2 separate regions of the Homo sapiens genome follow, and region 2 is linked to region 1. The links are chromatin loops, found by intact Hi-C in ENCODE. Cell type or tissue: HCT116. All regions are shown on one strand. Links, peaks and the distances in the headings refer to the core of each region. The heading gives the core; the rest is flanking DNA.

Region 1 (6,841 bases), core at 1,666-4,165:
ATATGTGAACACTTATTTGTAATCACATACACGCGTGGACACCTATCTAAAACCACATATACACATGTGCACATCTATCTATAACTACATATATACACGTGCACAGTTACCTGTAACCACATATGCACACGTGCACACCTATCTATACCACATATGCACACGTGCACACCTACGCATCACCACATATGCACACGTGCACACCTACGCATCACCACATATGCACACGTGCACACCTACGCATCACCACATATGCACACGTGCACACCTACGCATCACCACATATGCACACGTGCACACCTACGCATCACCACATATGCACACGTGCACACCTACGCATCACCACATATGCACACGTGCACACCTACGCATCACCACATATGCACACGTGCACACCTACGCATCACCACATATGCACACGTGCACACCTACGCATCACCACATATGCACACGTGCACACCTACGCATCACCACATATGCACACGTGCACACCTACGCATAACCACATATGCACACGTGCACACCTACGCATAACCACATATGCACACGTGCACACCTACGCATAACCACATATGCACACGTGCACACCTACGCATAACCACATATGCACACGTGCACACCTACGCATAACCACATATGCACACGTGCACACCTATCTATACCACATATGCACACGTGCACACCTATGCATAACCACATATGCACACGTGCACACCTATGCAGAACCACATATGCACACGTGCACACCTATGCAGAACCACATATGCACACGTGCACACCTATGCAGAACCACATATGCACACGTGCACACCTATGCAGAACCACATATGCACACGTGCACACCTATGCAGAACCACATATGCACACGTGCACACCTATGCAGAACCACATATGCACACGTGCACACCTATGCAGAACCACATATACACACGTGCACACCTATGCAGAACCACATATACACATGTGCACACCTATCTATACCACATATATACACGTGCACACCTATGCATAACCACATATGCACACGTGCACACCTATCTATAACCACATATATACCTATGTATGCATGTCTATACATGAGACCAGAGAAGTCCCGCAGTGGTCTCCATGTCTCATCCAGGACAGAGGAAGCATTCTACCGAGTAAATTTATGAATAAGTTTGGCTTGATGAGTGCATTTGTGATGAATAATCCCTGTTTGCCTCACTTTGCATGTGCTTCCTGGCTTCTGTTGTACACGGGCTGAGCTGGGGCTGGGAGGATGGTTCTGATGTCAGGAAAATCCCCAGCTTGCCCTGGCTGTCAGGTCCTTCTTAGAGCAGGTTGTAGCTATTGGTCACTCTCTGTATACACGTGTCTGTATATGTGTAAATCTTTCTGTGTTTGCGTCTACCTATCTGTCTGCATCTTTTTAGATCTGTTTCTTTGGAGAGCACTGACTAGTACAATCCCATTTGCTTGTAAAGGCAGTCTCATTCTGAAATAAGACAATCTTCCGAATTCTTGATGTAAGCCTCTGCCTGTCTGGGACATTCCCCGGAAAGCAGGGGAGGGACTTGGCGCTTCTTCTCTTCACCCCTCATGTGCCACCCCCCACTAGGCTGCCAAGGCAGGTCACCCAGTTCTGCCGGCCTCAGTCTCCTCCCTAGGTCGCTGGCTCCAGGTTTGAAAAGATGTGTATAGGGCAGGGATTATTGGCTCTTTCAGTTTATGGGAGCTGTTGCTCCTTTCTTCTACTTACTTGAGGGTTTATTATTTTTTAAGTAATTACTTTCCATAGACAATGGACCAGAAAACACCTGAAAGATAGCGACTAAGTTCAAGGTTGCTCCACGCCAGGCATGGTGCTCCTGGTTCGAGAGCTCCACTCACGTGGTCCTTACGAGAATCTGAGCAACATGAACACCGTTTTTCAGCTGTTGAACCTAAGACTGAACAAGGTTAAATAATTTATCCAAAGTCACAAGCTAGTAGTTGCAGAGCCAGCATTTGAAGTCAGACTTAGCTGAGTCCAAGCCCGTATTCTTAAGCACCACAATTTGCTTCCAGGCATCTTGTTTCTATAAAGCACTCAATGATTTTACTACAACGATCTTATTTATATGAGACTTAAGTCATTCAAATATGTTTTTAGGACATGTTAGTATAAAGACAAGGTATTGCCAAAAAGATTTTTTACCTTTCTTCCTTTTTGTTCTAGAAGGTCAATAATGAAATCTAACAAAATAATAATAAAAATAGCAGATAATAATCAATTAAATAACATTTGGTTTTATTTTCTTTTTAAAAATCTAAGAAAAAAGGGGTTCTGACAAATGTGACCAGAAAACCATACAATTCAGATATCCTTTTTCAACAATCATTTATGGGTGTTTCTTGTTATTTGAGAAAATTGAGTTAGGAACAGTGACTCCTCCAATCCACTTACAGTATGGAAAGCTGATATCACAGTACATTTTAAGTCCTTCTGTGGTGAACAGTCTCCTTTTATTTTGCTAATCATCATGGAGCAGAACTAAATATGAACACAGGAGTGGCAGCCTGGCTCAGCCAGCCCAGAAAAATGTCTTTAAAAATGAACTTGTCTAATAAACCTTAATTCCAAATACAGAACATAAGGAAGGAGAATTTACAAATCATGGTATTAGCAGTAAGAAAAGCAAACCAGTTAAAAGGAGTTAATAGAGAATAATGATTGTTAATATGGCCATGAAAATGGGAGAAAATGGTGACAAAACTGATTATCAAAGTAGAAAAGGTAACAAAATAATTCATGAATGATATCACGGATGCAAAAAAAAAAATTCTGATTGCATCAACAAAGATTTGTAGACGGTTGGGAGTAGTATGGAAGGAAGAATGTAAAAGTATTCTTTTTTGTAATTTACTTCAAACATTGCTAGGTTAATAGATATTGCCATTTTATAGTAGTATAAACAAAAATGCTACAATTATACTTTTAAAAGATGCATACCTTCCACATCACAGGAGGAAAAAAATGCTTAAAAAAATCATCATAGCAAAAGTGAAGAAAACTGAATTATGTCATGATAAATTTTTAGTAATTGTGTAATTTAGTGCTCAAAAATAGTTTAGTTCAGGTGTTTTATGCTTAATTTTGGTTACTTTCATCAGTAGAGTAATATATATAATTCCAGTTCCACATTTTTGATCCTCATGACCACTAGAGGGCAGAAGAGAAAAGTACAAGAGGCCCGAGATAGGTCAAATGAGCCTGATGCCATTTTGCAATGTGGGTTTTAAATGGCCTTCCCAACCAGGAATTCTGATTCGTGGTAGACACAGCTATGTCGGTGTGCCAATATGTGTATAGAAAACTCAATCCAGAATTTAAATATTTTTCCTAAATTAGGCCTTAAAATATTATTTTGCATAAAATAAGATGTAAAATAAGCATGTTTATATAAAAATATTCAAATTATTTGACCCAATAACTTCTAGGAGTTTATCCAAAGATAAAGACTGATGTATGTGGATGTTTATCATAGTGTTTTTTTTATCATGATGTATAATTGAAAATTTACCTAAGTAATCAACAATAGGGGATTGTACTAATAAATTATGGTACAGCTATATGATGGAAAACTCTAGCTGCTTTTAAAAATATTTAAGTGTTTTGGGGAAAAGTTATGAAATGTTAAGAGAATATTATAAAAAGTATGATTTGATATTTATGAATTATATAAACTGTGTTGATTTAAATATAGAAACATATCTAGATACTGATGATAAAAATATAAGTCTGGCTGTGGGAGTACAGATATAGAAGTAGAAATGTTCCAAAAAAAAAGGTCACAGTTGAAAAAAATATACCCCCTGTTAAAAGTTACTGTCTCTTCTTTATTACATTTAAATTTATTTTAAGCATTTATACCCTTCACTGGGAAAACTGACTAGCCATAAGCAGAAAACTGAAACTGGACCCCTTCCTTACACCTTATATGAAAATTAACTCAAGATGGAGTAAAGACTTAGATGTAAAACCCAAAGCCATAAAAACTCTAGAAGAAAACCTAGGCAACACCATTCAGGACATGGGCATGCGCAAAAACTTCATGACTAAAACACCAAAAGCAATGGCAACAAAAGCCAAAATTGACAAATGGGATCTAATCAAACTAAAGAGCTTCTGCGCAGCAAAAGAAACTAGCATCAGACTGAACAGGCAACCTAAGGAATGGGAGAACATATTTGCAATCTACTCATCTGACAAAGGGCTAATATCCAGAATCTACAAAGAAGTTAAACAAATTTACAAAAAAAAAAAAAAAAAACCAACCCATCAAAAAGTCGGCAAAGGATATGAACCGACACTTCTCAAAAAAAGACATTTATGCAGCCAACAGACATATGAAAAAAAGCTCATCATCACTGATCATTAGGTATTATGATTAGGCAAATCAAAACCACAATGAGATACCATCTCACACTAGTCAGAATGGCAATCATTAAAAAGTCAGGAAAAAATAGATGCTGGTGAGGCTGTGGAGAAATGGGAATGCTTTTATGCTGTTGGTGGGAGTGTAACTCGGTTCAACCATTGTGGAGGACAGTGTGGCGATTCCTCAAGGATCTAGAACAAGAAATATCATTTGACCCAGCAATCCCATTACTGGGTATAGACCCAAAGGATTATAAATCATTTTACTATAAAGACACATGCACACCTATGTTTATTGCAGCACTATTTACAATAGCAAAGACATGGAACCAACCCAAATGCCCATCAATGATAGACTGGATAAAGAAAATGTGGTACATATACACCATGGAATACTATGCAGCTATAAAAAAGAATGAGATCATGTTCTTTGCAGGGACATGGATGAAGCTGGAAGCCATCATCCTCAACAAACTAACACAGAAACAGAAAACCAAATACTGCATGTTCTCATTCATAAGTGGGAGCTGAACAATGAGACCACTTGGACTCAGGGAGGGGAACATCACACACCGGGGCCTGTCCGGGGTGAGGGGCAAGGGGAGGGAGAGCATCAGGACAAATACCTAATGCATGTGGGGCTTAAAACCTAGATGACAGGTTGATAGGTACAGCAAATCATCATGACACATGTATGTATATGTACCAAACCTGCACATTCTGCACATGTATCCTGGAACTTAAAGTAAAATAAAAAATAAAAATAAAATAGGTGGGTGGAGCCAAGATGGCTGAATAGGAACAGCTCCAGTCTACAGCTCCCAGGGTGAGTGACGCAGAAGACAGGTGATTTCTGCATTTCCATCTGAGGTACCAGGTTCATCTCACTAGGGAGTGCCAGACAGCGGGCACAGGACAGCGGGTGCAGCATACCGTGCGCGAGCTGAAGCAGGGCGAGGCATTACCTCACTCGGGAAGTGCAAGGGGTCAGGGAGTTCCCTTTCCTAGTCAAAGAAAGGGGTGACACACGGCACCTGGAAAATCGGGTCACTCCCACCCTAATACTGCACTTTTCCCACGGCCTTAAAAAACAGCGCACCAGGAGATTATATCCCACACCTGGCTCGGAGGGTCCTACGCCCACGGAGTCTCGCTGATTGCTAGCACAGCAGTCTAAGATCAAACTGCAAGGCTGCATCGAGGCTGGGGGAGGGGCGCCCGCCATTGCCCAGGTTTGATTAGGTAAACAAAGCAGCTGGGAAGCTCGAACTGGGTGGAGTCCACCACAGCTCAAGGAGGCCGGCCTGCCTGCCTCTGTAGGCTCCGCCTCTGGGGGCAGGGCACAGACAAACAAAAAGACAGCAGTAACCTCTGCAGACTTAAATGTCCCTGTCTGACAGCTTTGAAGAGAGTAGTGGTTCTCCCAGCATGCAGCTGGAGATCTGAGAACAGGCAGACTGCCTCCTCAAGTGGGTCCCTGACCCCCGAGCAGCTTAACTGGGAGACACCCCCCAGTAGGGGCAGACTGACACCTCACACGGCCGGGTACTCCTCTGAGACAAAACTTCCAGAGGAACGATCAGGCAGCAGCATTTGTGGGTCACCAATATCCGCTGTTCTGCAGCCACCACTCCTGATACCCAGGCAAACAGGGTCTGGAGTGGACCTCTAGCAAAGTCCAACAGACCTTCAACTGAGGGTCCTGTCTGTTAGAAGGAAAACTAACAAACAGAAAGGACATCCACACCAAAAACCCATCTGTACATCACCATCATCAAAGACCAAAAGTAGATAAAACCACAAAGATGGGGAAAAAACAGAGCAGAAAACTGGAAACTCTAAAAAGCAGAGCGCCTCTCCTCCTCCAAAGGAATGCAGCTCCTCACCAGCAATGGAACAAAGCTGGACGGAGAATGACTTTGACGAGTTGAGAGAAGAAGGCTTTGGACGATCAAACTACTCTGAGCTACAGAAGGAAATTCACACCAATGGCAAAGAAGTTAAAAACTTTGAAAAAAAAATTAGACGAATGGATAACTAGAATAACCAATGCAGAGAAGTCCTTAAAGGAGCTGATGGAGCTGAAAGTCAAGGGTCGAGAATTACGTGAAGAATGCAGAAGCCTCAGGAGCCGATGCGATCAACTGGAAGAAAGGGTATCTGTGATGGAAGACGAAATGAATGAAATGAAGTGAGAAAGGAAGTTTAGAGAAAAAAGTATAAAAAGAAATGAACAAAGCTTCCAAGAAATATGGGACTACGTGAAAAGACCAAATCTACATCAGATAGGTGTACCTGAAAGTGATGGGGAGAATGGAACCAAGTTGGAAAACACTCTGCAGGATATTATCCAGGAGAACTTCCCCAATCTAGCAAGGCAGGCCAACATTCAGATTCAGGAAATACAGAGAATGCCACAAAGATACTCCTCGAGAAGAGCAA
Region 2 (2,556 bases), core at 1-2,500, 160 kb after region 1:
GCTTCCGGCTCCTTCTGTCCACTGCCCCAACCCAAGGCAAGGAAACAGCAGCAGGAGCGCAACATTAAGTCTGCAAAACTGAAAACGGGGCAATCTCGTGTACAGAAGTGAGCAAGAGCATAATTTGAGCCAGATAAGCAAAATTTCATTTTCGTTTGTCATCAGAAAAATCAGTGAGGAAGTAGAAGCGAAAGTCACTACCACTCAGTGCTAGAGGCAAAACATAAAGCCTGCGTGCTCCTGACAGAATGTGGTGCTAGCTCAGCAACACGGTCAAACACTTGAGAAGTGTGCAATGCACACCAGGGTCAGCTTGACACACCGAGCAGGGTACGCCCTGAGGTGCAGATCCAGGCAGTGTCCTGGCTCTGGGTGCTCCAATGAGAAGGGCCTGGACACTGACGCACTGAAGGGATGTGGGCATGGAGCAAAACGCAGCCAGATGATGAGGGGCCAGCCCGGAGGGCCGTGAGTGCCATGGGTGCCAAGCACAGCAAAGGAGGCAGGGAAGCTCTTGGGTCCTCTTCACTCACAGGACATGTTAATAAAATGTCCAATACATGGAGGGATGTAGGGACCAGCCCTACAGGGACTGTGGGTTTTTCTCCTCGTGTGGAGACGAGAGATTGTAGAAATAAAGACACAAGACAAAGAGACAGAAGAAAAGACAGCTGGGCCCAGGGGACCACTACCACCAAGACGCGGAGACCAGTAGTGGCCCCGAATGCCTGGCTGCACTGTTGTTTATTGGATACAAGGCAAAAGGGGCAGGGTAAGGAGTGTGAGTCATCTCCAATGACTGATAAGGTCACGTGAGTCACGTGTCCACTGGACAGAGGGCCCTTCCCTGTATGGCAGCGGAGGCGGAGAGAGAGAGAGGCCAGCTTACGCCATTATTTCTTCTATGCATTTCAAAGACTTTTAGTACTTTCACTAATTCTGCTACTGCTATCTAGAAGGCAGAGCCAGGTGTACTGGGTGGAACATGAAAGTGAAACAGCAGTGTGACTGCTGAAGCACAGCATCACGGGGAGATGGTTAGGCCTCCAGATGGCTGTGGGCAGGCCTGACTGATATGAGGCCTATCCACAAGAGGTATGGTGAAGCAGAGTCTGCTCTAACTCCCTTTCCCAGTCTGCTGAGTAACGGGTGCCTTCCCTAGGCACTGACGCTACCACTAGACCGAGGTCAGCTAAGTAATGGTTGCCTTCCCAGGCACTGGTGTTACCACTAGACCAAAGAGCCCTCTAGTGGCCCTGTCCGGGCGTGACAGAGGCTCACACTTGTCTTCTGGTCACTTCTCACCGTGCCCCTTCAGCTCCTATCTCTGTATGGCCTGGTTTTTCCTAGGCTGTAATTGTAGAGCAAGGATTATTATAATATTGGAATAAAGAGCAATGCTACAAACTGATGATTAATAATATTCATATATCATCATATCTATAATCTATTTCTAGTATAACTGTTCTCATTTTATATATTTTCTTTATTATACTGGAACAGCTTATGCCCTCGGTCTCTTGCCTTGGCACCTGGGTGGCTTGCCGCCCACAGAGGGAGGAGACAAACTGAGGCTTGCTGTGGGTTGAACCGTGTCCTCCCAGAAGATATATCCCTGTCCTAACCCCTCCTCCCATCTGTGAACATGACCCTACATGGACACAGGGTCTTTGCAGATGTCATCAAGAAAAGGTGATACCAGATTAGGGTGGGCCCTAAATCCAATTACTGGTGTCCTCATCAGAAGAGACAGAGAGACACAAAGTGGAGAACACACCGTGAAGGAGAAGGCAGAGATTGGGGTGATGGGTCAGCCCAGGAACGCAGAGGACCACGGGTCCTTACTAGAAGCTAGCAGAGAAACAGAACAAACTCTCTCAGAGCCTTCCAGGAGGAACCAACCCTTCTGACCCCTAGGTTGAAACTTCCCCTTCCAGGACCGTGAGAATAAATTCCTGAGGCTCTCAGCCACCCAGCTTGTGGCACTTTTGTTACAGCAGCCCTGGGAAGCTCACACACAGCCCTCCTGGAGGCAGTCTCTGCAGGAGACACCGCCCACCCGCCAGAGCGATGCCTACCTCCCGCACCAGCAGCGTGGGTGCCCTGGACGGGCACGTGCACACAAACCCCTCTTCACAGGGCTCCCCAGGCCCCAGGGCCCGTCAAGGCAGAAACACTCACCTCGCATACTGTCTCAGGCCAGTGCTGAACCATAATTAGTTTTTTCCACTCATGGTTGTCACTGTTAAAACATAAGAAACTTATTTTTCAAGAACTTTTTTTAAAGTTACAGAAAAAATTCATCCACCCATCCATCCCTTCAATCATTCATTCAGCACTGAGTGCTGTGGGAGGAGGAACACTGCCTGCCCTGCTGCTGCACACACTCCCGTGAGGAAGGCGGTACACCCCTACACTAAGAAGGCACGTGTGGTGGCGTCCAGTGCTGAGTGGCGGAGAACATGAATAGGATAAGGGGAGGAGGGGAGAGGAGGGGAAGCGGAGGCAGGGCAAGCTAGGAGTGCAGCCAGGGAGGGCCTCACTGAAGGGAAGCCA

What was found. A loop is a pair of places that touch in the nucleus more often than their neighbours do. Peaks named below come from ENCODE experiments on the same cell type or tissue, not always from the same donor. Only the 100,000 strongest peaks of a DNase experiment are listed, where the experiment ranks them.
Region 2: a loop joins it to region 1, with 5 times the contacts of the local background. A loop is called at or near these places in 57 of 110 quality-filtered maps.

Annotation. Positions count from the first base shown.
Region 1 is chr6:166,783,702-166,790,542 of GRCh38, forward strand. It overlaps a transcript of RPS6KA2 not described here. Among named protein-coding and RNA genes, the nearest start is that of RPS6KA2-AS1, 120 kb to the right of the region's middle. RefSeq lists an enhancer at 1-746. In HCT116, for the core only: a CTCF peak has its summit at 3,168 (motif pointing right); a DNase peak (open chromatin) is centred at 3,220.
Region 2 is chr6:166,950,307-166,952,862 of GRCh38, forward strand. RNASET2 (ribonuclease T2) reads right to left here. Exons shown (of 9, transcript NM_003730.6): 2 at 2,182-2,242. Among named protein-coding and RNA genes, the nearest start is that of RNASET2, 5.0 kb to the right of the region's middle. RefSeq lists enhancers at 46-95, 216-1,135, 609-1,294. In HCT116, for the core only: a CTCF peak has its summit at 1,220 (motif pointing left); a DNase peak (open chromatin) is centred at 1,235.